Regions from separate parts of the Mus musculus genome. Here all the other regions are linked to region 1. The links are chromatin loops, found by intact Hi-C in ENCODE. Cell type or tissue: heart. All regions are shown on one strand.

Region 1 (8,000 bases):
ATTCTTGGCAAGCTTCCTTCTGGAGGCTCCAGGGAAGGAGAATTCGATAGCCATGTAACTTCACCCTCAGATAGCCCCAGAGTAGTCGGGCTCACAGCCAAGCCCTCTGGGAGGGAAACTGCCAGCAATATCTTCAAGATCCATTTGTCTTCTCTTCTTGTGGCCCCCCTTCTTTACCCATTTCTGTGCCCCCACCTTTGGCACCCTGTCCCCCAGGATCTTAGCTGGACAGATCTGGTTTCATCCCGCTCTGCCAGTTCCAGCCACAGAATCATACCAAGGCTCTCCTTTGTTCTTTCCTTTTTCTCTTAATCCCCCACTTTCCGCTCCTTAAGAAGGATGCCGATCAGCTACATATTTGGTACCCACAGCTCCATCAACCTGCCATCTTTATACTATTGCTTTGAACTTTAATGGCATAAGAGTATCGGATCAAATTTGTATCTCACTGTTTGAATTTTCAAGTTCAACGCTGGTTTCAAAACCGTTTTATAGGGATATAAAACTGCACATGTTTCAAGTTCACGACTGGTTATGGCACATGTAAGCACCCCTCAAACTATCACCACAATTTACAATGGACGTTCTTAACACCCCTAAAGTTTCCTCCTGTCCTCCAGCATCCTTCCTCTGTGTATCACCACTACCAAATTCATTTGTATTCTCTACAATTTTATATAAATAAACCCATACACAATGTGCCTTTTTTAGTGTGGCTTTCTCCAGTTAATAATCATTTTGAGATTAAGTTATATTGTGGCAGGCATTAACAGTTCATCCCTCTTTGTAAGCAACTAGAGCGGCCCATTGGCTATGGTCTTTCTACACTCTGTACATCTGTTCACATGTTGATCGACACCTGGGATGTTTCCAGTTTGGGATTCTTACACTAACATTGTATGCCATCAATCCTTCACAATTCTTAGTGTGGGTATACAGGTTTGTATAAGAGCAGGAAATAGCAGTGTAGGTGTGTGCTTAATTTTTAAAGAAACTGTTAAGGGCTGTGGCTATAGTTCAGTTGGTAGAGTATTCGCCTAGCATGCTAGAACTCCTGGGTTTGGTCCAGCACACATCGAAAAGCATGAGTTTGCCTGTAAAGCCAGCACGCAGGAAGTAAAGGTGGGAGCGTCAGAAGTTAAAGGTCATCTTCAGCCACGCAGCAGGCTCAGTGTTGAGACCAGACTGATATGCATGAGACCTGGCCTCAAAAACGAATGAATAACCAAGTAGTGACAATAGTCAAAACGCTTTCTAAAGCGGCTGGGCTGTACTGTTTCACAGTCTTACCATTGGTGCCTGTAAGTTCTGGTTCCACTGACGCCCTCCAGTCCTCCGTTGCTGTGCTGTCTGGTTTTAACCCTTTCTAGTAGGCATGCAATAGTCATTTCGTTGTGGTTCCTTTGCATATGACCAAAGACAAACAACCGTTTTTGCTCATTTAAAAACTTTGACCATCTTTATAAATCTTATTTCCTAGTTGTCTTCTTTGGTAAGAAGTCTGAGTTTTGCTCATTTTAAAAGAACTGGGTGTATTTCCTTGCGTATTGTATTTTATTGTGATGAAATTTTTTCTTAACCAAGAAGTCACCATTTTAGCATCTCAAGTGTATGACTCATAGCATCAAATGCATTAGCAGTGTTGCACAGCCAGCGCCATTATCATCTCAAAACCTTATCAGCATCCTACATGGACGCTCTATGCTTATTAAGTAACACCTCTTGCTCCCCAGCTTCTGGCAATCTCTGTCTTATACATTGAACCATATGGTAACTTTATATTTAATTTTTTGGGACATTTCTCAATACTTCAAAAGAGACTGCCCAGTGTTACTTTCCCACTATGAATGGTCAGATTCCAGTCTCTTCATTCCCTCACTGACTATGGTTCCTTTGCAGTGGTTGGTTTTAGAACATAAGACAAACAGCATGTAATAAACAGCCTCTCTCTGCTTATTTGAGCCCAGCAGAGCTCTGATATTAGCAACTAAGTGTATTTGTTAGACACAGTCTAGTTACAGAGAGTTGGTCATGGTTTCTCTGTGAGTTGTGTCTTTCAAAGCATCCTTCATTGTGGAAGAACACTTTGAGCGGCATACATACAAGAGGAGAGACAGCATTGGGCTGCTGATCATCTGGCAAACGTTTATTAGTGTTCCTATGCATCAGCAATGCCTGGGGTGCTGCGTACAGACATACACATTAGCAAGGTGGGGTTATCTAAACAACGGAGGCCTTCCATGTCCCACTGCTTTCTCGCTTACAGAGGACTATTTAACATCTGGCCCCTAATCATTGTTGTTGTTTTTAATCCAACCTCCATGAACTTGCCAAACTGAAACAGCTCCAGACAAGAAAGAATGACAAACAATGAAGGGAGAGGGGCATGGGTTCGATGCTTGCTTAGCACATTTGACAGCTGGAGTGTTGTTGGGGTAGTCAGCAGAGAAGACTGCTCACACGTGGGTTTAAGCCAATAGAAAGTCTATCAGCAAGCCGGCAACTACACAGCATGTTCAGGACCTCAATGTAGTCCTGAGCCTTCTTCAGGGTGAGCTTTTGAGCATAAAATCCATGTCCTGGGTTGATATACGGTTAATGAGAACAGTTAGCCAGAGGCAGAGCTACAGAAACCAAAGAGCAAGGTTAGTAGTCCATTTAGAGACTTTCCTATAACTATGGTTGTTATGGGCCTCTGGTTTGGTTTTGGAGGGTGATGCTGAGTTTTACAGCCTAAACAGTATCTCCATCCTGGAGTCAGTTGTGCTAATATCTGGGGCCCTGTTACAGGAGGAGTCTCTGAAACATCTGATTTAATCAATCACTTTTCTTCTTTTATTCATATATTCAGTAAATCTAACAAAGTGCTAATGGTATGTCAGGTATCTCGCAGACCCTTGTTATTATTTTCAAGAGTAGTCCAAATGATTAGAAGTTCACCCTCCAAGGGGAGGCAGTATAGCTTAGCTCCTTGATTTACAGAGAAAAAACTGAACAACTCTCAGAAGAAAAACATTCCTGGGCTGTCAGAATAGCTAGCTGCTGTCTGACCACACACACACACACACACACACACACACACTCACACAGGGCTAAGGCTTCTCCTTTTCTTCCTGTTTCCCATGACATGGTTGAGGTCACAGTCAAATTCTCATGGTCAAGTGAGGCAAAGCCCTACTCATTCATAGCCACCAACAGAGCCTGACCCATGCTGCCAGTCACCCGAGGGTGCCAACCGGTGAGTGACAGCCACTAGATCAGAGACTGGCTCGGCAGCACATTCTGTGATACGCCTTTGTGGAGAGCTGCAGACAGCTTACCAGGACAGGGGCACCAAACTTAGGGAAACTCACCAGTGTTTACCTCGTCTCTGGATGCTTTCTGGTAATTCAGCCCTGTGATGAAGTCTGGATCCTGTGATGAGGGGTGAGTAGGGGCCTTTTTGAAAACAAGCAAGCAAACAGACAAAAAGGGAGAGATGAGGAGCCATCTGTGACTGCTGTGGTATCCCTGTGCTCAGTCAGTCCTGCTATCTGTAGGACAATTTTAAAGAGGCCAATGGGATTACCCATAGGGGTCTGCTAGGGATAATATCTGGCTAGATTCTGCTGGAAAATTGAACACTCATTCTGTTCGTGAAAGGCTGGGTTCAAGTTCAGGCTCTGCCTCTCAGCTCTCCAGGGTCCTGCGATGCAAAGCGCAGCTAATATACCTCCCTAAACACACCTGACCTAAAGTCAGGATCACAGACACAAGACACGGCTCTGACAGATACTAGCTGTCCAATTTAAGCAGGCTCCTTACATTTCCTTTTTCTCAGTTTCCCAGTCTTCAGGGGAGTGTTATTATGCTCTCACCTTCTTGGATTCTGTGAAAGTATAGACTGCAAGAAGCCTGCGGGGTGTGGACAAACACCATAGATATAGAAGTCAGGCATGAATTCAGGTGTGCTAGGAACACTGGGCTGCGTCTTTCCAGCCCAAACTAATCAAAAATAGGAGTCACTTCAATACATAGAGATTTTCTTTTTCTTGTACTGAACTGGTTGGTCTGGCCTATCTTCCTAGGAAGCCTCAAAGGTGATCTCCCAAATGTGAACAAACTGAAGACCAGGCTGGTGTCCTCCTGGCTGCTCCAAGATGCTGCAGCTGAGCCGGCTCGCGCCTGCCACCTGGTGTCACAGCCTACCTACTGCCTAGAAACCACGTGTAAGAAAGTGCTTACAACCTAACTACGCACGTTGGTTTCGACCGGCCCTAACCAATACGGACAGGGAAGGCGGGGCAGAGAAAAGCAAAAGCCCAATCACCGCCTACTTTCCAAGGAGAAGGTGGGGCTTAGTATTTACCATGTTGGGTTTGTCCGCAGCGCTAATTACTTTTTCCAAAGGCTGCAGGGCTGCACTCCGGTTGGCTTCGCCGCCTCGCGAGTCCCTGCTCTATCACTACAGTCTTGGGGGCTGCTGGTCCCAAGTACCATGTGTGACGGCACCCTGCTGCCCCCTCTCGTCCTGTCCTTGCTGCTGCTGGTGTGGGGGCTGGACCCGGGCACAGGTAGCGTTCCTAGCTCTCGCGGCCACCTTCCCGGTGCCTTCCCGAAGCATCCCGGCGCCCGGGTGCATAGGTGGACCGCTGACAGCATCCCCTGAGGAGGAGAGTGAAGGCCGCGGCCGGAGAACTGGTCTCTGGTTCCCTCTCGGCACGCGGATGGCGAGCTGACCCCCGGTGCGATCGAGTGGCTTCGCCAGCTTGGAGAGGCCCGGCTCGGGGAGGGAAGGGAGTGCGGGGTCACGGCTGCGCGATACCCACGGAGCCTTGCGAGTCAGCGCCGGAGCGGCCGGCAGCCCTGGTGGCCAGGCTGGTGCTGACGCGTGTCCTCTCTCCCCGCAGCTGTCGGCGACGCGGCGGCCGACGTGGAGGTGGTGCTCCCGAGGCGGCTGCGCCCCGAGGACGTGCACCTGCAGTTGCTGCCGGGAGCAGCGGGGCTCCGGCGGTGGCGGCGACCGCGAGCATCTCCAGGTGGCCATCGAGCAGGGCAAGGAGAGCGCGCCCTGCTACTGCACCTGCCGGCCTTTGGGCGCGACCTATACCTGCAGCTGCATCGCGACCTGCGTTTCCTGTCCCCAGGCTTCGAGGTGGAGGAGGCGGGTGTCTCGGGGCGCAGCGGACATCCTGCCGAGCTGTGCTTCTACTCCGGACGAGTCCTGGGCCACCCGGGCTCCCTCGTCTCCCTCAGCGCCTGCGGCGCCGCCGGCGGCCTGGTATTGCCCGCGCCCCCTATGGGTCTGCCTTGCCCAGTCTGTTACTTCTCCTGGGGTGGTCCCGCGGAGGGCTGGGCGGGAGAAGACCTACCTTCCCATCTCCTTCACTTGGCCCTTTCAGACTGTGCCTTCCTAGGAGAGAGAACACAGGGGAAGGCCTGTTATTGTCCTGGCTTCTGTTGTGTCCTGAACCTGGCCGAGGTGGGGTTGCATTGAGAAATTAGCTATAGCTCACCTAGAGGAAAGAATATGAACCTGTCGTTCCCACTCTGACAGCATCAGCACAGGTGTGTATGTTTTCTGCACGTTATGGGGAAGCTCTAAAGTGTTCATTCCCTGTCTAGGAATGGGGTATCTAAGCACTTCTCTTCTGTCCCTTGAGCCTTCTTACATTAGGAGGGGACCCCAGGCAGGCCATGGTTAGTCTCATTTTTGCTAGCTGAAAAGGTAAGACCAAGAGAGGAACTGTTGTCAGTATCTCTAGTGCCTTACTCTGCAGTAGGTATTTATTTATCTGGATGCTCCCTCGGTGAGAACTGTGCGGTGCTCACCTGTCCCAGGGGAAAGCCCTGCTCTTACTCTTTTTCTTCTCGAAGACCTTGCCTCGCCTTGTTGAGACACCTGTGACAAGTGCACGGAGAGGCACAGAAGTTTGGGGTGGTTTTGCTGTCTTTGTGCTCACACTTGAGCACTTGGCTACGTTGGTGCCCAGCCAAGTTCTTCTCTGCTTCTCCAGGGTGCCCCCAAGAAGAGCACGTGGCTGGCAGATGGTTTGCCCTCCCCACCCCCCAAAGCCTGGCATCACTCAGTTTACAATGTCTGTGCTGTTTCCCTACATTTGTCACAGCAGACCTCTGGGGTAGTGGGCCAGAGAAGCCACCCCTTCACTTGCTTTCTATCACCACCTACACAGCCAGGAGCACAGCGTGAAAGCCCAAGACTCCGAGATTTTGCTCGATACTTCTGCTTTCTTAGTACTGGGTCAGGGTTGGGGGACCTGTGGATGTAATTTCTGAGGAGCAGCCTAATTTTCAGGAATCTTTAAAGGTCTCATTTCAGGGTATGGGTTACTTTTGTTTAACTGGGAGACATTGGTAGTCTTGGCAAAAGAAGGCAAAGCAGATTGTGGTGGGGTCTGGTAGGTGTTATCGTTGAACGGGGGGACAAAGGGTGTGGGCTGTGGGCGAGGAGGCTTAAGTGGAGTGAGAAAGGCTCAGATCACTGTAGGACTCGGGTCAGCGCTGTATCATGTTCTGGGAGGGACTCAGAGGCCCACATCATTTCTCCCATTTTTTTGCCAAAGTGTTTCAAGTCTAGGTCACACCCCCGTACGGTGCATAGAAACATCTGAATCCCATTTGCTGCGGTTTCGTGAGTTTCTGGAGAGGTCAGAGTTTATACTTCTTGGTGTAAAGTTTCCAGCGAGGAGCTATCTGTGAAGGAGCCCAGGCTGGAAATCTGGAGAACATTGATGTAGAGTCCTCCCAGAGTGGCTGCTCAGCCTCCTCTCATGGCATCTGAGCCAACTTTTCAGGAAGACTGCGCTGCCCTTTGGCACCATGTGAGGGCGCTGTGCCTTAGAGAAAGGAACCCGGCCAAGACTCTTGAGTTCACCCCAGTTGCGGGTGGAATTCTAAGTCTTTAGATTTTTCAATTCCAGTTTGAGGAGACACTGCTGTTGTTTAGTCTGCCTTACTCATCCTGTTCGTGCAAGCTGCACATTGGACACTCTCCTCGAGTACACGTAGGCAGAGGCTGAGAGCGGGAGGGAAGAGACATGACTGGGAGCCGGTCTCTTAGCATAAGCTACTTGAGATTGGCCTGCACCCCACCTTTGGCTTGGTTGTCCACCCAGGTGGGTGGTAAGTTGTGCTAGGTCCCTTGACTAGGCCAGAAGCTCTCTGAAGTGTGCAGTTATGTGTGTGTTTGCCAGGATAGTCCCAGCTACCAGACATGGGTAGGGGCCATGGTCCAGAAGATAGCTCTTGTTAGCTATTGGGTGGGGGTATTCTGAAAGCCTTCTTGTCTCCAAAGACTAATGTTGTGCAGATATTAGCAGGCTTTTCCCAGAAAGTGAGTATTTTATACTTTATGAGCCATCTAGTCTCAGTCATGTCTCTCAGTGCTGCCCTTTTTGAGTGACAACACATATAGGAGGCATATAAATATGTGGGTGTGGCTCTGCTCAACCTCCTCTATCCTGGATGCTGGCTAGTATTTCGGCCGTTAGTATGTTTTGCCATGGCCAATGCCTACAAATGGCTGTGTCTTCAAGGGGCAGGACTAGTGTACACTCTGTCTGTCTTCCTTGCATTTGTGCAGTCTGTGCTCAGAGATGCTGGGAGTCTGTTTAAGGGGAGCTACAGTACCAGGACAGAGCACGGCTAAATTGTTTATAGGGCACAGAGTATAACTCACCCCCTTCCCCCGTGTTGGCAGCAGGCAGAGGTGTGGGCCTGTGGTGTTTCCCCTTCTCTGTCTTATCAGGAAGAGCTATGCCAGCTGCACTTTTTGGATCTTCAAAGACCCCAGGCCCAAGGATTAATTGACTTCTGTTTCTGCTGCTTCGTTTTATTTACATTTCACAGAGTCTTTAGATGTAGCGTAGTTTTGGAAGGATTCCTGTAACCATGGAATCCGAAAGCAATGAGCTTTAGGCTGGTGGAGAAGGTATCTCCTCTAATGAATTTACCCAAGCCTCCTGTGACTAGCATCGGGTGATGGAGGACCAGCAGAATTC
Region 2 (8,000 bases), 140 kb after region 1:
GTCTGTTATCTGAGTGCTGTCATTGTTGGGCAGTAGCACCCTCCTCACCTCAGCCCCCACCTGCCAAGCCACACAGTCCTCTGAAGTCCCCTCTGGTCACCCTAGTTCAAAACCATGGGGGCTCAGGGTGGGCCATTTGGACTGCTTAGAAAAGGGAAGGCCTACATTCTCAGCAAAGTGAAAGACCAAACTGCTTCAGAGATGTCAAACCCCGACATGGATCATGTTCTGGGATGGAGCGGGTCCAGCCCTGCCTCCTCTCACTTGTGTGACAGGGTCCCCAGGACACAGTCCCTGCTGACACAGTACTGATGATGGGAGGCTTCCAATGCAAGCTTCGAGTCTTTACTCCTGGGTCTCAGCGGCTTTCCCGTTCCTTACTAGCCTGCCTCCTATCAGGACCCCTGTGTGCAGCTGCCCTCCGATCCCAGTGCACATGGAATAGTCACCTCCTGTGTGAACCACACACTCTTATTTGTTAACCAGTGAAGCAGCTGACTTCATGATTTTACTTCTGATTTGATTTTAAGGAAACCAGAAGCTCAGTGGGGTAGGATGAGGGGTTTCTTTTCAGCATCCATGAGCTGTGCTTCCTCCTTAGTCTTTCTCGGGGGTCTCTTTGTATATATGCATGGCTTTATCTTTTTAAAATAATTATTTTAAGTATATGAGTGTTTTGTCTGTGTGTGTGTGTGGGGGGGTGTACCTGCATGTTTGACTGGTATCTAAGGCAGTCAGAAGAGGATGTCAAATCCCCTGGACCTGGAATTGCAGAGAGCTGTGAGCTGCCAGGTGGATTCCGGGACTTGAACCTGCATCCTTTCGCAAAGCAGTGGATGCTTTTAACCACTGAGCCACCTCTCGATTTATCTGAACTAATCAAGAGCTGATGTGTCTGATGGTGTAAAAGACTCTATCTTAATAATCACACAGATCACACAGTTGTAAATGAGACAGATAATTCTTGGGTTGGCAATGTCAATCATCCACAAAGGACACAAATTGGTAACACAGTGATTGATGATGCTTAGGCCAGACCAGAACTCATTTACTGACCATGTACTTTAGGCTGGGTGCTGTGTTAGATGCTTCACATTCCCTGAGAGGTAGGGATTGTGGAGCCACAACGTTTTACAACGTTGGGAAGATAGCACTCAATCTTTGGTTGTCTGAGGATTTCCTATGTGCACATAATGTGTTGAAATCTATCCCTCCCTCCCCATCCATTTCTTCTCTGTATGCCCCACCATTATCACTCCCAATCCCCCCTATCTCTCTTAAACTCCTTGCATCTCCTTCATGCTGCCAGTATGTGTACTTGTGTATGAACATGGGCCATTGAACAGAAGGTGAGTAGCCTCTTAGGAGCCACGTCCCTGAAGAAAACTGACTTTCTCCCAGTCACCATCAACTGCCAATAGTTCCCCAGCTAAGGCTGGGGCTTTGTCACTCTCTCTCTCATCCATGCAGGGACAGCTCCTGTGAGTCCACGTGTGTGTGTGATTACCTTACTATAGCTAGAAAATACTATTTTGTAGTCAGCTACTGCTTCTGACTTATAGTCTTTCCAATCTCTTTTCTGTAATGACCCCTGAGCCTTGGGAGAAGAGGGTGTGGTGTAGATTGTCTTGTTTATGGATGTGTACCCTCTGGTCTCATTTCCTGTAAGAGTTGACCAGTTGTGGGTCTTCATGTTAATTATCATCTACTACAAAAAAAAAGAAGCATCTCCGAAGAGGGTTGAGAGCTGCTCTATCTATGGGTATAATGAAGTCCTTAGAAGGCACTTTAATACCATGTCCACTCGGCAAAATAATAGTCATGGTTCCTACCCAGCCATGGGCTCTTGGCCCCATTAACCATGCCAGTCATGATGTCAGCCTTGTGAAGCAGGCTCTGAATTTAATCAGAAGGAGCTTGGTTACTCCTATAACATTGGTAGCACTGATTTTTTTTTTAACATATGCTCTCAGGATTGAGAGAGTCCTCAACAATTAAGAGTACTTGCCTGAATTCAGTTCCTAGCACCCATGTCAGGTAGCTCACAACTAAATTTTTTGTTGTCTAAGGATTTCATGGTGCACATAATGTGTTGAAATCTATCCCTCCTTCCCTCCCCTGTATGTAACACCAGCTCCAGGGAATTCAATACTTTCTTCTGACTTCCTTGGGTTTCTGTATACCATAACATTTGCCTGCACATGAGTGTGTGTGTGTGTATGTGTGTGTGTGTGTGTGTGTGTGTGTGTGTGTGTGTGTGTGTAGATAGACAGAATTTCAGAGTTGAAGTTGTAGGACAAAATGACTCTGAGAGAGTATGTTATGTTTTGAGAGGTCATGTTGAATTTCGCAGTAGGCCTAGGAGAGACTCATGGTTGGTGAGACCTTGTGTCTAATGCAGGGGGAGGCTGGATATACACCAGAGAGAGCTGATATGCCAGGACCGGGGAAACCCAGAACCTGTGCATACAACATGCGTGCATGTGGAATGTGGCATGCAGAACACACAGCATGCCTTTCAGTGGGTAAGGCAGAGTGGTCTTAGGCAATGTCTAAAGATAGAGCCTTGTAGGTGGGCTGCTGGGGAGATGGGAAACCCATGCTGTGAATGTCCACTTTTCAGAGAGCAAGTTTCTCCCTATTCTGAAAATTACCCCGCCTCTGGTCTACGATCCCTGCCCTGCACATCAGGCTGCTCTCATAGAAGCTTGCGCCCTGGCCTAGCAGCCATCAGAGCAGTGCTCTACGTCAGTGTGCCCTGGGTGAGTAGATAAACCAGTGGCCCTTCTTTACCACAGGTCAGCTGTCCTGAGGAGAAGCCTTAGCATGGCTCTCCAGGAGGCTCCCTTATCCCAGGTGAGAGCCACACAGCATCATGCAGGGTCCATCGATGCTCTTCCTAGCACCAGCCACCTTCTTGCTTCTGTTTCTTGCTCCCACATCCCCATCCTCCTGAGGTTCCTTCCAAATTGAGCCACAGTGGTGCTGAAAGCTGTTTTGCCCTCCTGGACCCTGTCCCCTTGGTCACACTGAGTTTTCTCTGAGGAGTCATGCTGTAGGCAGGTTTATTCTCCATATCATCAACAGTCACCTCCTAGGACACCTTAGTTAAGTGTACAACGCAGAACCTAAAATAATGTGTGATGGGAAGTGTGGAGCTGACTGGCAGAGGCATGACTATGATGGAGACATGGAGGGGCGCCGTCTCATATCAAATGCACCGATATGGAACTCTGTTTAGCCATCTAGTTGTCACGTAAACACCTGAAGGCACTCGCACATTACACATGGCTACAGTCAGACCACTTGTACACTCCTGGAGGCACAGATCCATGCAGCACCCTGGAGCCATCTTCTTTTACAAACATTTGCCCTGGTTGACTAAAAGGTAGGGAAGCATGAACAGGCCCTGGGACGCCACAGGTACACAGATGTAGCAGGACCCAGGGCGTTAGAAGTTCACATGGCACCTCGGAACCGGAACCTCTTCACTGTGGGTGTTTCCTGTCAAGAGTGTGACATTGAAGAGGTGAGCTGAGGACAGCAGGTGTCAGGAGACAATGCAGCTGACCGTGTGTGTGTACTCAAGGACTTTTCGACTCCTCTGCTACTCAGAACACAAGGGATCCAGTCTCCCCGGGACGCGCAGCCAATGGGAAGTAGGCGGAAGCATGTCTGGAGCAGAGGGGAGAGGAAGGGAGAGACTGGTGGGGGAAATGTTCTCATAACTGAAGTCGACACAGTTCAAATGAAAAGGAATTGTCTTGGCCCCAGAACAGGAAGAAAAGCAAACTGTAATCCAGATGTGGGAGGCGTGGAAGCTCGTCTGTAATTTGTATTAAGGAAGGACTGGCTGGTACCCTGTGAGGAACGCTGAGGGGATGCAGGACAGTTCTGGGCTGGCAGGTGGCCTCCTAGCATCCTGTGCAGTGTGTCTGGCTTGTGTGCTGTACCTTGGAGGTGCTGGGTATAGCATGCTGACAGATGGGCCAACTTTTTAACAGGGCACTACAGAGACTTTCTGTAATGTCATAACTGTTTAGACATCTTGTGTGTAGTGGGGGGAGGGGATGCTTTTATTCTAGATAGAATTAGGACAGTTGGTACACTAAGAGCCTGGCCTTCTTTAGGGCCAAGAAGAGAGAAATCTTCTAACAAGCGTGTGGTGTCTTGGGTCTGGTTGTGGCATAGGGTTTTCTGGCAGGTTTTTCCCACTGGTCCTCTGACCTCATCTCCATCTCCTAGTCAGCTTCCATAGTCCCTGGTCAGCTATGGTTCCATCCTTAGTAAAGGGCCATCATGGTGGTAGCTACCTGCAAGGGCTTAGGTTTCCCTAGGAGGGAGTCTCAAAGAGATTTGGGGGTATAATTTCTGTTCTCTTCCCCTCTTCCTCCACCAAAGGCAAAAGTCAGTACCTAGCATTTGTTGTTGGATGTGGTGTCACTACCCAAATTCAGAGAGACACACAACGTGCTGACCTCGTTTCTTGTTTTGTATTTTCATTGGTGTACTAGTCCGTATTTCAAACTTTGCTACTTAAAAATCTTAGAGCTTGCCACATAAATCAAGCTGCCCCTCCCCCCCATAGCACCTCAGCACAGATACAACTTTCGAAGGTCTAGAGGGTTCTCAGAGTAGCTGACCCGGAAACGCCACACATGATTCTTCTTTCCCCTCCTCCAAGAGTCTTTGTATCCACCTCATGATGGAGGTTTCGAGCGGGATTGCTGCTGTGATCAGAGCGTCAAGGATGTTCGTATAAGTGGCCCAGCATTCAGGACTGCAGAGACACTACAACCCTTCCCTTGCCACCTCAACATGTATGTATGAGGCCTGTATGAAGAGAAGGCACTTCAAGTCTCTGGGAAACCCAGAGCTCCCTTCCTTGAAAGAACCTTAACCTCTGTGTGCCCAGGCCAGGCTTGACACCGTGCTGCAGACAGAGGGACAGAGCACTAGGAAGCTGCTCCAGGAGCTTGTCCCCAAGCCTGCCAATGCAGTCCCACCTGCATGCCGAGCAGTGTGGACCAGTAACTGTTACATAGATGTCGTCCACCATGATATAAAACGCAGCTGCGAAGAGGCGCCCCTGTATCGGTACCCAGTCTTTACTCCAAGAATGATGTGTGCTTAATTATCCACTGGATTGCCATGCCCAAAGCGAAGCCATCCAAGATGGCGGTGTGCACAGATGGGAAGACAGTTGAGTTTGGCTGAAGAGCTCCATCTGAAATCCCCTTAGAGCTCCCTTCCACTAAAGACCCTGCCAGGAGTTAGATGAGATCCAATTTTCTCGTTAGATTGCCGAGGCTTCTGGCAGCTTCAGCTAAGTGACTTTTCTCATGCTTCTTGGAGCTAGAAGGGACTTCTGAAGTCATCTTAGCCTCATCTTCTGGGTGGCAAGGCCATTTCCTTCCCACAGCTACAAGTGGTTAAGTGGAGACTTGGGCTGGAGCCTGGGCTGCAGCACAATGGGCTTCCCACACAGGGACAGAAACTGGGCTACAGTCCTGTAAGATCTCTTCCCTCATCATTATATATCCCCTTGCCTTTTCATAAAACAGCAGTTCTCAACCTTTGGGTCTCAACCACTTTGGAGTCACATATCAGATATTCTGCATATCAGATATTTACATTGTGATTCATAACAGTAGCAAAATTGCAGCTATGAAGTAGCAGTGAAATACTTTTATGGTTGGGCGTCACCACACTATGAAGAGCCAACTGTATTAAAGGGTCACAGCTTTAAGAAGGTTGAGAACCACTAACTAAGAAGATTACCTTCCCATGTGGCCAGTCTTTTAGAGTCTGTAGAATAGGTGTATCCTAAAAAGGGTTGGACCCTTTCTCCCGGCTGAAGCCCTCATGCATCCAATGCCTACCAGTAGTAGGAAATTTTAAACCAAAAACCTACAGATACCTGCAGATGCTGAGACCTCGGGGATCTTGCCAGCGGCCTGTGCCCTGGCATACTCTGAGAAAGGACCCTTCTAGCCTTTTCCGTCTTAGTGTATATAGGGCATGTTTGCACCTTGCATGTGGCTGGTGACTTGATCATGTGGCAGAAAGTCCCAGTTGAAGGACCTGGGATTTTAGAGAGAGCTGTGCATTCACATATTTTGTGGCTGACACCCCAGCAGGACATTAGAAGTTGCCAGGGACCAGCACATAAATCTAAGAGTGGCCTCTTGGGAAAAATAGCAATAAGTGGGTGGATATACATGGCGGGGGAGGGGCCATCATTTGAATCAAGTCATTGGAATCATTAAGCTTCAAGATTCCATCTCATTCCATATAGCCACACTCCTGAATTTTAATTCACATCTTTATAGCTCTCTAGGGTGATTTGATGGGTTAGGACTGAGGGAAATCTGCCAGTTTCAAAATCGGATCCTTTATGCTCATAACTATCCTGGAGAAGGTCCTCATTCTATATAACCATATTCTGAGGTGCTAAGAAAGGGCTTATGCAAAGCAGACTTCTGCCATTCTTTGACTCTTAGATTGCATAAGGATGAGAGGGAATGCCAAGGACATGGGTTGGTAGCTTTGAACCACATTAGGAAACATCAAGATCCCTGATGAGGCTGGGATCCAGGGCTGGGAGGCAAGACAGGAATCTGTGTGGCAAGAAGCAGAGCCCTGTGGTCCTGGGATGTGTGACCCTGGGAGCTTGAACCTGCTTCTGTGCCCTGCTGTGACTTCCCCGGCTGACAACAGTATGGATTGTTGAAGGGAACAAGGAAGAGACATCCCAGTGATCTTTAGAAGCCACATCACTCTTGGTTCCAGTATTTCTGTGGAACAAAAAATGGGGTCCTGCGTCCAGCCCAGGGCTCAGGCCACCGGGCGAGGTGGACATAGGGAGCTTGATTGAGCACTGCTGGGCAAGTATCAGGCTGTTAGAAGCTGCAGGACCCTGCTCCAGGGGTGGGGAAGGTGCAGTCTGAGGTCCCTGGGGACTGACTGGAGTTGGGCTCTGGCTCTCAGGCACCACAGACACCGCTGGGTACCACAGAAGAGCCAGGGACTTCAGGTTCTCAGACACTGTTGGATGTCTCAGAAGAGCTGAGACCCTTGGGCGGACTTTAACCCAGGGGCCAAAGGGAAAAGGGCATGGAGAAGGCTGTGGCAGGTTACCGTGGGGGCAAGAGTTCTTGTCTTGCCTGGGTGACTAGCTTGGTTTGGTGGAAGCTGTGGCTGGAGCACAGGGAGGCTTCCTGGGTGGGAGGTTAGACATATAACTGTGGGGAGGAGCATACCTGGCTGTTGCCAGGTAACTGTGAGTTTGGAGTCCAGACAGGAGCTTGGGGCATTGCCTACATGACTGATGGCCACACACCTCTCTGCAGGGGGTTTGTGGGAGGCTGTAGCTGTGACAGGAGCCAGGGGCCCAGGAAGCATAGCTGAACACCTGCTGTCTCTTAGGATCACCAGGGTTCCAGGCCTGTGCTTGACCGACTGGGGAATCAGGCTGTCTGTGCACTGCCACGTGTGTTTCCACATCCAGGATGTGACAAATCCCATAGGACCCCTGCTGGGGAGCAGCTTCAGATACTCTGGGGACCAAAGGATAAAACATCTACTTGATGACCACAGGGACTTTCACCAATATCACTCCTTCAGACAAAAGCAATGATTAACAGTCTGGTAACTGACCCCTAGTGGGCTTACCGTTGTCCGTATTTGGGCCTTCTAGAAGAGATGGAACACTTGGGTTAATTAAGAGTCAAGAGTCTGCTCCGTGATACTTGCTCTCTAATCATCCAAGAGCATAAAAACTGTCTCCTCCCCTGCAGGAACCGATGCCTCCGAGTTCCCGGGGCTGCCTGCTGCACAGTCCAGCTCTCAGCAGAGCAAGCTCCCTGAAATGCCCTTCCTCCCCTGATGTCCACTGGATGGGCCCCTCTCTTTCACAATTGTCACTTTGACCTCATTTGTCGCATGTCCAGTTCAGAATCTGGCAAAGGAGCTCCAGGAAGGCTCTGTCTTTGTCACTG
Region 3 (8,000 bases), 270 kb after region 1:
TGTAGTATTTATAAACCACAAGGATGCAAGGCAATGGAATCTTATTGGTTCCAGGAGACATCGACCCAGCACTCTCACTGAGATAGATTAAGAGCAGCAATGAGGAAGATAGAAAAGGCCTAAACAACATAGCCAAACGGCATGTTACCTGTGTCAGATACTACACCTAAAATGTAGTCAGTACGTGCCTCCATTTCTGCTGTTTGAATCACAGAATCTAATTATGGTGTTGGTCATAAAGAGCGCAGTAGGTTCCATAGAGTAGAAATATTAAAACATTAGTCACAAAACAATAAATCTAGAAATTAATAAAATAAATTTTGAAAAGTACGAAATTCCCTCTACCTTGAAATAAATGCATTGTAAAGCTGGATGAATGCCTCCAGCTGTTACCCAGTACTTGGGAGACAGAAACAGGAGGATGAGGAGTTAGAAGCAAAAAAAAAAAAAAACACATATATTTTTTTAAACATATCTATATTGTGTTATACATACAGTTACAGATGTGGGGTATGGCACCCCCATTTCCTACATTTGGCACTAGCTCTTAGAAAGGAGACCTTGGGGTGTCCACTGACCTTAGTCTGAGCACTTAACCTGCTATGCAATTACTGTTACTCTCCCCCAGGGATTTATTGGGTGCTTACAAGGTGCCAGGTTCTGCCTGCTGCTGGCCTAAAGTGAGGAGACTCCTCTCCGCCTCGTGGAAGTTCGCTTGTGGGAAGATGAGCAAGCAGGGAAGCCAGCTCCATCCCTAGGAGTACAGCTGTGCCCTTCTGGGTTTTACGCTGTGTTCCAGATCCTAGAACAGAGGCCATGCTGTGTGCCACAGGGCTCTGGCATCCAGGAAGAAAGGTGCCCACCTTGCCTCTCAGGGACAGGTTACGTCGAGGGAGTTGCCACTTCCTCACCTGCCTGGGAGTCCACAAAAGACTAGAGAGCATCACAGCTGGCACACGCAAAGGTCCGCTGAGCGTGAAGCCAGTCAGGCTACACCCAGACACGGATTTGTAGGAGCCACATGCTCAGGACGCATTGACCAGCAGGGTGTGTCCACAGCAAAGAGGTGGGTAGAAGCCAAGTGGGCTGGCTGCTGTGCCATGTGAAGAACAGCTAACAGGCCGTGTGTGTTGCAGGAGGAGGACAGCAGACTCTGTGTACTTCAGGTCTTGACATCTAGAGAATGGGTGTGACTCCTCTGAGGCCCATCCAGGCTGCTGAGGAGAAGCATGGCCAGCTTGGAGTACAGTGAGCCCTGTGTCATGGAGAGATGCAGGCAGGACGTTCCTCCCTGGCTACCCTGCTCATCACTCTGGATTCGGGACTTCTAGCTCCACCTTCGGAAAATCACCCAAAATATGGGAGGTTAAAATGGAAACTCTCCAAATAGTCAACCCATATATACTGGTTAGGTAATTTATGGCTCTGATTATATACAGGAGTGTTACATAAGCCTTAAAAAGTCAATATTTAGAAAAAAATCACTAATCATCTGGGGATTGCTTCTACTATCAATAGTGGAACAAAATATGAAATGTTTTGTTTATGGCATGCATGACATTGGGTGTTATGGAAAATATGTGTGATAAAGAGTCGGCTCATATGTGTTCTGTGTTCCTTCCCTTTATAGTTTTAGGGGCCTTCCAGATTTTCTGCTGTATGCATAAATTATCATTATAATTTCTACAAACTAAAGGAAAACTAAGGCCAAAGAGATTCCTAAAACTGAATGAATCATAGCCCACAGCTCTCTAGAGAACGGTACGAGGAGCGCTCTAGGGAGCTTCAGTCAGTTCTCACGTCTCCTGATTGATGCAGAGCTCAGAACGATGTGAAAGAAAAGCATTTTCAAGGTTCTTTACCAGCGCAAGGCTCTGTGCTAAAAGCTGTCTTGCAAAAGAGCCAAGGGTAAGGCATGGACAAAGATCATCACAGCCAGACATGAGCAGGCCTTTGTGGATGCACGATGGCTGCCTGCGCTCGGTGTGGCCAGGCCATGTACCACAGAGTAGACTATTGTGTAAGATTCTCTAAGTAAACTGCTTTCTAGTCATCCCACAGGTTGAGAGATGGCCAGAGTGAAAAGTACTTGCTGTGGAAGCACAAACATCTCAGTTTGGCTCTCTAGCACCCATGTAAGAGTTGTACATGCAGAGAGGGGTGCATCTGGGGAAGGGGGTCATATAGGTCAACTCTAGGATCACATTAGCCAGCCAGTCCAACCCAAACAGCAAGGCCCAAGTTCAGAGAGAGACCTTGTCTCAAAAAATTAAGGAGAGTAATCAAGGAATTGACACTGACCTCTGGCTTCTGTATGTACACGCACACAAGGGTGTATGTGTGCACGCTCACCACCCAAACATGCACGCATGTGCACGTGCACACACACACACACACACACACACACACACACACACACATTCCCAACCATGAAAATTGCCAACCTGCAACACCTGGAGGAGGGAAAATATATCACAAACTCGGTATAACAGGATGACGTGGGATATCTGTTCTGGGAATCTTGGTGGGAAACCCCAGTCCTTGGTTATTCTGAAAACTTTCCCTGAGCAGAGACTCAGGAAACAGATAAACATGGAAGAGAAGCTGTATTCTGGTGAAAACAGACCATCTAATAGGATATTTTCCGGAAAAAAAAAATCTCTGAAGCATCCCAGGGTGATTTAATGCCACCAACTTAATAAACCCAGAAACCTACCAGATCTCTTTCTTCTCTTCCGGGAGGACTCATAAACATGGCTCCTGTAGCTCATTAGCTATTAGAGTTATTAACAAATTATTATTTTCAATTGAGAGCGGTTATGGGATTCATTAATTCCTCTCATGCCAAGGCTCTGCAGTTCACTGAGAACATGAATTATCCCTTGCAGTCCGGAGTTTCTAAATCATGCTGGACCGGGTTCGCTCCCTTTGGCGCAGCAGCAAGCCATGCAGGGCAGGATGGCTAGAAGCCTCCCTTACATAATTTACTGAGAACTTAATTGGGACTAATTATTGTCTCTCATTTGCCTGCCTTGGAACATCTGCCCAGCAGCTGCTCTGACTCCATTCGGCTGGGATGTTTGAAGCGTTCTGTGAAGTGAGACAAAGGGCATGAATATTTTATCATAGATTTATCTCACTGTAACTTTTTATAGGAAACTGCTGCTTGCTTTATTAGGCCGATGTATTAATGCACACTCTTCCCCGTGCACTGGAGCTGAGCTGTGAGCATGCTGTCTTACAAGGCTCACTACAGAAGAGAGGAAGATGTGGCTGAGGCGTGTGGAGGGGGAGGGTACAGGGGTGGAAGGAAGCTTTCTGACTTGTACATTTTAAACTGGTTTTTGTGCCTGTTGGAATCTTGAGTTGGTCCGGAAAGGAAATATATAGTCGGCCATATATGATCTCTCCGTGGCATGAATACCCATTTCACAGATCAAAACTCTGAACCCAAGGGCAGCTGGGCTGGGTAGCTTAAGTCAAAGGCATGGGTATGGCTCCCAAATTATACCCAGGCCTCTTTACCCTCTGGAGTCTCAAGCCCATAGCAAGCCTAGGATGCTCTCGAAGAAGGAGAATCATTCCAGCCATCTAGTGAGTCTTGGAAGTGTAAGCAGAGATCAGAAAGGTATAGGACTGTGGGGAGCCTTGGAGGAGCACCTGCAATGGCCAGCTGAGGGATGAGGAAAAAGTGCCAGGCAGAGAGAGCCACGCCAACATCTCTGGATCGAGGAGCACCCAAGCAAGCATCCATGGCCAACCAAAGCAGGGTAACTGGGCACTTGCCTGTGCCGTGAACTTAACTCATTCCACTTTCCTTAACCTGAAGACTTATTTTTGTTTGTTTGCACATCTTCCTGGAAATGGTCTGTAATCGTCACTGAAATAAGGAGGAGCGAGGGCTGAATGGATGACAACATGGCTGTCTAGAAAGTCAGGCCCAGGCTCTGAAGGTCAGCAGGTATAGTGGCTGCTCAGGGTCACAGAGTAAGGAAGTAGCACAGCTGAGCTAGTTACAGGGGTGGCCTGAAGTTAAAGAGACCTCACGTGGGATGGCCTCTTAGTCGCTGTACCTCAGGTGAGGTGACTGTGGACATGGAGGGAGGGAGCCAGAACAGAGATCTCCCTGGGGGTTGCCTTAGTAGGACATAACCGGGTCTTACACGTGGACTGGAAAACTGTCCAAGCTGAGCCCCTTTCCTTGACTTGGCATACTGGGCTCTGTTACCCCTTACGCACCGTGGGCAGTCACACCAGTGAGTTACAGGGTAGAGGGGTTAGAGAGTTGGAGGTCCAGCATCCTAGGAACTCCATCTTCATCCCCACCTCTCTCTCTCTCTCTCTCTCTCTCTCTCTCTCTCTCTCTCTCTCTCTCTCTCTCTGAGTGTGTGTGTGTGCACGCATGCGCGTGTGCACCAGTGCCAACAGAGACTAGAGATCAGCATCAAGTGTCTTCCTCTCCACTTTATTCTTTGAGGCAAGGCCTCTCCTTGAGCCCAGAGCTTGCTGCTATGTTGTTAGACTCTCTTGGCTGGAGTTACTGGGGTCCTCTTGTGTCCTTTCCCCTGCTCTCGAAGCATAGGAACATACAGGACCACACCTGTATTTTTATAGTGGATGCTTGGGATAAAACTCAGGTCCTCGGGTTTGTGCGGCCAGGCTTCACAGTCTGAGCCACCTCCCCAGCTTCAAGCACCACACCTTCTGTTTAAAAATCCATGCTAACAGAATTGCCAAAGACCAAACTGAACAACAGTCTGCTTTTGAAGAGGAGCTGGAGAAACACAAGACAGCATGGTCAGCAGCCACAGCCCAGAGAAGTCAGGAGTCAGACAGAGGGAAACAAGGAGTGGTTGTTGGGGCCACAAGTGTCCCACTGCCATCTGCTCTGAGGTTTGTGGTGACGTGTCCTGCTCGCCAGGCACCCTTGCTCGGTGTAGGCAAATGAAAAGGTCGACACTGCCCAGCGCCAGCCGCTGACTCAGGGCTGAGATCTGCGGGCACCAGCTGTGTCTGCGTGGCTCCACCCAGCTTGTCTGTCACCTTGGGGCATTTTTTTTTTCAGGTTCACCACCCACATGGCCTTTAGATGTCATGACCACCAGCCGCCACTTCTAACACGGTGGCACATTAACAGTCACCAGGGATTCAAACTGGACCAACGGTCATCGTCACCTTGGAGTGTTGCTAAGGAGACTAGCTGGCCTGTGGATGGATGTTCTCAGGGAGTCAGGACTGACTGAGTGTGTGGCTTTTGGTAAAGGTATTAAGGAGGAAGTGGCAGAGCCCCTCCCCCTTACAGCTGTGCACCAGAACCCTTGCAGGGCATCCAGCTGCGGGGGTGGGCTGTGCCTCGGGACCTCCAGATCCTACACTTGGAATAATCCTTTGCTTCATTGCCACTTCCAGAAGCAGCAGAGCTGGCACACTCTAGCCCTTGAGAACTCCCCCTAGGAACATTTCCTGAGTCTTATAAAATTCTGAGCCTTTTCATAGCCAAAGCTGGACAGCCTTAGGGCAGAATGCTGAGGAGATCTGCCTGCATCTTTTCATGCTGAGTAATCTTGGGCCAGGCAGCTGAGGCATCTGTAAGGGTCCTCTGCTGGTGTTAACGGGGCCTGAGACGTTGCTTGTAACTCTCTGGGTTGGGGACTTTCTATTGGGTATTATTCAGTACATATCCTGGAGGAACCAATGTCTCATCATCCCTCTGAGAGACCTCTTTTTGTTGTTCTTGTTTTTCCCTCTTTTTAGAGCAGAATGTTTTAGGCTAACCTGTTAAGCCAACCTGAAGGCAAAAGTAACATGTGTGTCTCCTAGAAACGTAGAAGGTCAAAACCCAGGAAAAAGTGATGGGGTGGCATATGACAACCAGTGGTTCTGTGCCTCCTTGGGACGGGAGATAGGGTAAGGTACCCTGGCCTTTAAGGGGTTTGCTTAGAAATCCACAGCTGCCAGCTTGGGATATTAAAGTGTAAAGTCCCAGACTGGAGGCTGCAGGGCCAAATTCCTCGGCAGATACGACTTGGCCCACACAGACCGCTCAAGGTTTTAGAGTCCAACATTTGAAAGCTCAGAAGAAAGCTGCTCTCTCAACTTGGCTTGTTAATATGGAGGAAGTCCAGTACCAGGCCACAGTGGGATGGCAGCTGGTGGGCCACAGTGGGCTAGCAGCTGGCAACGACCCCTTACAGGTAAAATGGGACCTAAAATAGGACCACTGTATAGTGTTTCAACATAAAGTAGGAAATCCCATTTCACTGTTAAGAGATAAAATGTGACTTGGTTACTTTTTCTTGTGTTGCTGCTTTGTGGACAGGAAGTGGTGATAAATTAATTTTTTTCTTGTCACGCGTCAGCAATTTGCCTATTTTTATGTTTATCCAGCATTTTTATTTTTGTGATTCATTCCCTTAGTTTTTGCCCACTATCTGATTGTCTTTTTCCCAATTGATTTCTGTGTTCAGCCTTGAAAAGAAAGGAAACAATGACTCACACTACAACACAGATGGACCTTAAAGATGTCACAGGAAGTGATGCCATAGGAAGTGACATCCTAGGAAGTGATGTCATAGGAAGTGATGTCAGAGGGACAATGCTGTATTGTGCCACTTTCAGAACAGGGACATGTGTAGAGTCAGATTAGTGACCACTTAGGACAAGAATGGATGGTTGGGTCTTGGGGATAATAGCGAAGAAGCATGGGTTCCTTGTGGAAGTGATGAAAACATTCCAAAATTAGATGGTGGTGGTTTCATAATTGAGTATATTGAAGATGCTCTTTCAATGAGTTCACTGTTTTGGCAAGTGAGCCAAGTCATAATGACACCTCTGGAAAGTGGATCTGCCACTCGTTACTGAATGGCCTCGAGCAGGCTAGTGAACCCCACAGTGCCTCAGTCTCCCTACCTATAGAATGGGTCAACTATATTAAATCTTTACAGAGGTTTATAACATTGCTGAACACACATCTGTTGTAGTATCTGGAGAAACTATTGTCGAAACAATTTCCCTTGAAGCATATTTTAACAAAGTATTGACAGACAAACTGCCAGCTTCCTCTCTCCTTCCCCCACTCCTGACAACATTCCACCCTCCCTCTTGTCTCCCCAACCCTTCCTTTACTTACTCACTCTTTGTACAACACACATAAAATCATCATAATTGTCTGAGGGCAAAAAGCACGGAGAAGTCACAGATCCTGGTAAGCCCCCCACCTTCTCGAGTTTAGGATCCAGTGGGCACAAGACATTTTAAAGTCAGAGTTCAGGGCTGAAGATTGTTTCCCTCAAACACGTTCATTGTTGGCCACACCGAGGAGAACAATCATGAGTTGCTGGGCCTCTCTGAAAGCAAAAATGCCTGCTTCCAAGCGAGCTCATATCCACAGGCCGGCATGATGCACGTCAGATTTTCATTTCCTCTTTTAAAAAACAAATATGTGAATAATATTACTTTTCAGGGAACAGTATATGAGAACTCATAACTTTTGAGTTTAAGTGGAGAGAGGTGGAATTGAAGCCTCATGTGGGACTGTTAAAGGGGCCCTGTTGATTCCCCTGGGAGGACAGCCCATCCAGGCTCCTTCTGTCACCTTTGCAACTCCACACTGTTCCTCCTTCACACACATCTGTTTAATAAAAGCAGTCTCCTGTCTTCAGAAACTATAAATGGCATATGTGAAAGCTGTCTGATGGTTCTCATCAGAGTTGCTAGCCCCAGTCTGCCAGGAGCTGAGAAAGGGACACAGTCCTGAGCAGAGAGGAGAGTCTGCGGCTACGCCTGGTCCTTAAGGTGTTGATTGGTGTCACATGGGGAGGAAGGACTCTTGGCAAGACTCTGCACATCCCATCCCTCAGGCTCACAACACACATGGTGAACAAAGTGACAGGTGTCCTAGGAAAGACCTTGTCACCACAGTGAGACCGAGAAAAGTGTTGGCTTCTTTTTAGCTGGACATTCATACCAAGGGACAGAAGTCCTGTGCCAAGGAAAATGGA

What was found. A loop is a pair of places that touch in the nucleus more often than their neighbours do. Peaks named below come from ENCODE experiments on the same cell type or tissue, not always from the same donor. Only the 100,000 strongest peaks of a DNase experiment are listed, where the experiment ranks them.
Region 2: a loop joins it to region 1, with 2.3 times the contacts of the local background. A loop is called at or near these places in 8 of 42 quality-filtered maps.
Region 3: it touches region 1 in a loop (2.0-fold over the local background); 2 of 42 quality-filtered maps call a loop at or near these places.

Annotation. Positions count from the first base shown.
Region 1 is chr7:66,835,359-66,843,358 of GRCm38, forward strand. Adamts17 (a disintegrin-like and metallopeptidase (reprolysin type) with thrombospondin type 1 motif, 17) reads left to right here and starts at 4,377. Exons shown (of 23, transcript NM_001033877.4): 1 at 4,377-4,553; 2 at 4,890-5,260. The coding sequence starts at 4,478. Gm33627 (a long non-coding RNA gene) reads right to left here and starts at 4,433. Exons shown (of 4, transcript XR_391554.2): 1 at 4,349-4,433; 2 at 3,354-3,438. In heart, CTCF peaks have their summits at 4,177 (motif pointing left), 4,384, 5,285 and 6,819; DNase peaks (open chromatin) are centred at 4,283, 5,143 and 6,813; H3K4me3 peaks cover 1,521 bases; H3K27ac peaks cover 1,044 bases; H3K27me3 peaks cover 1,914 bases.
Region 2 is chr7:66,971,340-66,979,339 of GRCm38, forward strand. All of the region lies in intron 8 of Adamts17 (a disintegrin-like and metallopeptidase (reprolysin type) with thrombospondin type 1 motif, 17), which reads left to right. Among named protein-coding and RNA genes, the nearest start is that of Gm33627, 140 kb to the left of the region's middle. In heart, no CTCF peak of the experiment used is centred here; a DNase peak (open chromatin) is centred at 3,692; H3K27ac peaks cover 465 bases; H3K27me3 peaks cover 1,001 bases.
Region 3 is chr7:67,107,721-67,115,720 of GRCm38, forward strand. The region is part of intron 19 of Adamts17 (a disintegrin-like and metallopeptidase (reprolysin type) with thrombospondin type 1 motif, 17); the gene reads left to right. Among named protein-coding and RNA genes, the nearest start is that of 1700112J16Rik, 110 kb to the right of the region's middle. In heart, no CTCF peak of the experiment used is centred here; no DNase peak of the experiment used is centred here.